Regions from separate parts of the Homo sapiens genome. Here region 1 is linked to region 2. A link is an interaction called in ENCODE POLR2A ChIA-PET data of the cell type or tissue named here. Cell type or tissue: OCI-LY7. All regions are shown on one strand. Region 1 overlaps SLC35F4 (solute carrier family 35 member F4). Region 2 has its middle 30 kb from the start of CCDC198.

Region 1 (2,500 bases), 230 kb after region 2:
CTAGCCAGAGCCCATCCCTTTATTTTGGCCCATCCCTTTGTTTCCTGTAAGGAATACTTTAAGTTAATCTATAATCTATAGAAACAATGCTTATCACTGGCTTGCTGTCAATAAATACGTGGGCAAATCTCTGTTTGAGGCTCTCAGCTCTGAAGGCTGTGAGACCCCTGATTTCCCACTCCACACCTCTATATTTCTGTGTGTGTGTCTTTAATTCCTCTAGCACCACTGAGTTAGGGTCTCCCCGACTGAGCTGGTCTCGGCAATTTGTCCCCTAACTTTTTTTTTGCTTAATCTGTGTAGGTTCTATGCCCACACAGCACAGGTGGTTAGATCCCCAATCAGAATTTGAGCACGTATCAGACGAATATATTTTCCCAAGAATTCTAAATCTGGTATATTTATGATGCTTGAACCTAGTGTCAAACTTCAGAGATGAAAAAATTTCACCCAGTTCAACTCCTTCATTTACTAAAATTCCTTTAGAAAACAGTAAATTATAACATGGATTTAGAAAAGTAAACGAACTGAAGACACAGAATTCAATCATTTGTAACATAGTCAACAGCATGTAACCCCTTCCCATGTCAAGAAATAGAACATTGGGAGTACCTGAGATGATCTCTTCATACCCTCTTGAAATCCTACCTCTACCTCCAAGTATAATTGCATCTTTGGCATTCTTCATGGATTGACCACCAAAGAATGGATCCTTAAACTCTATTGACTAGCTTTGCTTCGTTGTTTTCAACATTCAAATAGGTACTTATCATTGTTTTCAATATTTAAATAATCAAATAGGTATTTATCAAAAATTGTGTGATACAGTTGTACATCCTTTACATAAACAGGATCAGATATCACTTTTTGTGTGCCTTGCTTTTTTCATTTTACATAATGTTTGTGAGACTCATAGAAACATTTTCTGTAGCTCTAATGTACTCATTTTTATTGCAGAATATTATTCCCTTGTATGACTATATCACAGTTAGTTACATATTTTCATGTTAATAGAAACAGTTTTTCCAGCTTGTAACTATTTGAACTAATGTTGAGAGTTTGATAGATATTTCACAGAATCTATCCCTCAGTTTGGGGAAAACTGACATCTCCACACTACTGAATTTTCCAATCTGTGAACATAGCATATCTCTCCATTTATTTCTGTCTTGTATTTCTGTCTTGTCTCTCGATAATATTTTACAGTTTTCTGTATAGAGGTCTTATACATAATTTGTCAGATTTATTCTTATTTGATTTTTGATGCTATTGTAGATGGCATTTCAATTTTTAAACTTTCTGTTTATTGCTGATTTAGAATTACAATTACCTAATTGTATATTTCTAATATAGTAGCCTTGATAAATTCTCATATTAATTTAAAACTCCTCTGTAAGTTCTTTTGGATTTTCTATGTACAAAATAATATCATGTGTAAATAATGAGGATTATTTATACATCCCTTCTTTACACGTTATACAAAGATTAATTCAAGATGGATTAAAGACTTAAATGTTAGACCTAAAACCATAAAAACCCTAGAAGAAAACCTAGGCAATACCATTCAGGACACAGGCATGGGCAAGGACTTCATGTCTAAAACACCAAAAGCAATGGCAACAAAAGCCAAAATTGACAAATGGGATCTAATTAAACTAAAGAGCTTCTGCACAGCAAAAGAAACTATCATCAGAATCAACTGGCAACCTACAGAATGGGAGAAAATTTTTGCAACCTACTCATCTGACAAACGGCTAATATCCAGAATCTACAATGAACTCAAACAAATTTACAAGAAAAAAACAAACAACCCCATCAAAAAGTGGGCGAAGCACATGAACAGACACTTCTCAAAAGAAGACATTTATGCAGCCAAAAAACACATGAAAAAACGCTCATCATCACTGGCCATCAGAGAAATGCAAATCAAAACCACAATGAGATACCATCTCACACCAGTTAGAATGGCAATCATTAAAAAGTCAGGAAACAACAGGTGCTGGAGAGGATGTGGAGAAATAGGAACACTTTTACACTGTTGGTGGGACTGTAAACTAGTTCAACCATTGTGGAAGTCAGTGTGGCGATTCCTCAGGGATCTAGAACTAGAAATACCATTTGACCCAGCCATCCCATTACTGGGTATATACCTAAGGGATTATAAATCATGCTGCTATAAAGACACATGCACACGCATGTTTATAACAGCACTACTCACAATAGCAAAGACTTGGAACCAACCTAAATATCCAACAATGATAGACTGGATTAAGAAAATGTGGCACATATACACCATGAAATACTATGCAGCCATAAAAAATTATGAGTTCATGTCCTTTGTAGGGACATGGATGAAACTGGAGACTTTTATATTATTATTTTCTAATAAAATACAAAAATTAACTCAGGATGGATTAAAGACTTAAATGTAAAACCTAAAGCCAGAAAAACCCTAGAAGAAAACCTAGGCAATACCATTCAGGACATAGGCATGGGCAAA
Region 2 (2,500 bases):
GGTACTTTTCACATACTACCCAAGGGGAAGGAAGTGTGACAGAGGGGAAATTGGAGGGGAAAACATGATAGCCTTTATAAACCAAAATTTTTTATTTTTACTAGACTTTTTTTGGAGTAGTTTTGGTTTTATAGAAAATTTGAGACAAAGGTACAGAGATTTCCCAAATATCCCTGCCCCCACGTATGTACAGCCTCCCCTGTTACCAACATCTCCCACCAGAGTGGCATATTGGTTACAACTGATGAGCCTATGTTGACACGCAATGCTCACCCAAAGTCCATAGTTTACATGAGGGCTCACTCTTGGTGTTGTGCGTTCTATGGGTTTTTGACAAATGTATAATGACATGTATCCACCATTGTAGTATCTTACAGAGTAGTTTCATTGCCCTAAAAATCCTCTGTGTTCCACCTATTCAACTCTTTCTCTCCCCTAATCCCTGGCAACCACTGATTTTTTTTTTTTTTTTTTTTTTTTTTTTTTTTGAGACAGAGTCTTGCTCTGTCACCCAGGTTGGAGTGCAGTGGCGTGATCCCAGCTCACTGCAAGCTCCGCCTCCCGGGTTCACGCGATTCTCCTGCCTCAGCCTCCAGAGTAGCTGGCACTACAGGTGCCCACCACCACGCCTGGCTAATTTTTTTGTATTTTTAGTAGAGACAGGGTTTCCCCGTGTTAGCTGGGATGGTCTCCATCTCCTGACCTCATGATCCACCTACCTTGGCCTCCCAAAGTGCTGGGATTACAGGCATGAGCCACCGCGCTGGCCACTTTTGCACATTTTACAAAAACATGTAACCAAGTTGTAGTAAGCTCTTGGCGCCCCCATCGTATCCCCACAGGCCTTAATTTGGCTTGGCTTTTACCAGCATCTGTATCTGTGAGCCTGAGAACTTCTCTCCACAGATAGACCTGAGGATACATGGCATTTAAGAAGTACCAGATAATTAATTCTTCTTCCCTCATGCTCTGGCAGCCATCAACCAATGACTGACTAAAGGTGGTGTATCAGACCCCAGCATACTTCTTCTATAGATGAGATAACTTTGAGGCACAGAATTCCCCAGCAGGATTAAGCCTGGTACCCAGAATAGTAACTTCCTTGATTATGCCCCTTGATTGGCAGCTTTCCCTGTCTCACTTTACTCCTCTACTGGTATTTCGTGGCATCAGCTCCAACATAAACTGCTTGCATTTCATCCTTGTCTGCTCCTGGAGAACTGTAATGAAAACTCATGTAAATGATTTGCTAGTGCTCCTCCCAGGGCAGAGGACTGTGTGCACGAGGGGCCTTGAAGCTGAAGCTTCCTGAGCTTCATGGTACGTTGCCTCCACCTGTTTGCTACTTCAGGAGGGCAACATCTGTGGACTACAGCACAGTAATAATGGCAGCAAGACATGTTTTGGTAGAGAGTGCCTGAGATAGGCCCCTCATCTCCCTGCCCCATAGGTTATGGAGAATATTTAAGAAGTTTCCAAGGCTTCCAAAGCAGAGTAGGGGGAGGGGAGCTGAGAATTGAGAGCCATGGGGATTTCTTAGCACAGCATGAGGCATGGACAGCCTACCTTAGGGACTGTATAGAAGATATAGTTGATTATTTAAGGATGAGTCACACCCTCTAGACTGAGGTGGTGACCATCTCAGCAGGAGAAAACCACTGGGCTTCTTCCTGAGCAATCATTACACAAGGCTAGTGCTGAGAGTATGGTGGGAAGTGACACCAGCCAGGGAGGTTGGGGTAGATGCTCAGGAGAGAAAGGCCGATGCCCAAGATCATCAAGATGGGTATCGTTCAGTCGAGGCCAGTTTGGACAAAGGATGGCACCAATGAGCTATTCCCCACATGCCCCCAGGATAGCACCATAATCAAGGCCTGTGTGTCTTCCCCCAGCCATGGACCCTGGCTGGGGAGGAAAAAGGGAGAGTGGGAGAGAATCCTGAGGGTGCACTTCAAGCCAGGAGTGACAAAAGTACCCTGGATTGGTAAGAGCACAGTTTTCAATAGTAATGGAAAGGGGAGCTTGAGACTTGGAGTTACAGAGAAAGGATATTCCAAGATAGTGTACCCTGAGACATCTCCCTTGTGATCGGTGAACTCACTATTTACCCTTGAGCATTTGTCTTTGCACAGTGTTCTGTTGGATAAATTCCGAGAAATGGTTTGCAAAAGCTGTTGATTTTAAAATATAGTTCTTTTATCCAACACCCATTTAATTCCATTATTAAATCAAAAAATGTTTCAGTTGATTCCCTTGGGTAGTCCAGCCATATAATTACTTCCCCTGCTAATTGTGATGCATTTATTTTCATGGTTCCGTAGTTGTGTACTTCTGGCTTTTGTTCTGTCTTGTTGAACTGATTAGACTTCTAGAACCACTCTCACACACAAAATCTTATTTTATTCCTAATTTCAATGGTAATAACATTGTTTGGTAACTAGTGTGTATTGAGCAGTTATTATGTGTCAGGCATTGTTCTAAGCACTTTATGTGTATTATC

Evidence for each region. Peaks named below come from ENCODE experiments on the same cell type or tissue, not always from the same donor. Only the 100,000 strongest peaks of a DNase experiment are listed, where the experiment ranks them.
Region 1: POLR2A ChIA-PET joins it to region 2 with 10 read pairs; 2 of 35 experiments call an interaction of 5 or more read pairs at or near these places.

What each region holds. Positions count from the first base shown.
Region 1 is chr14:57,693,529-57,696,028 of GRCh38, forward strand. The region is part of intron 1 of SLC35F4 (solute carrier family 35 member F4); the gene reads right to left. Among named protein-coding and RNA genes, the nearest start is that of SLC35F4-AS1, 120 kb to the left of the region's middle. In OCI-LY7, no CTCF peak of the experiment used is centred here; no DNase peak of the experiment used is centred here.
Region 2 is chr14:57,462,925-57,465,424 of GRCh38, forward strand. No RefSeq gene overlaps it. Among named protein-coding and RNA genes, the nearest start is that of CCDC198, 30 kb to the right of the region's middle. In OCI-LY7, no CTCF peak of the experiment used is centred here; a DNase peak (open chromatin) is centred at 1,327; H3K4me3 peaks cover 1,331 bases; H3K27ac peaks cover 2,422 bases.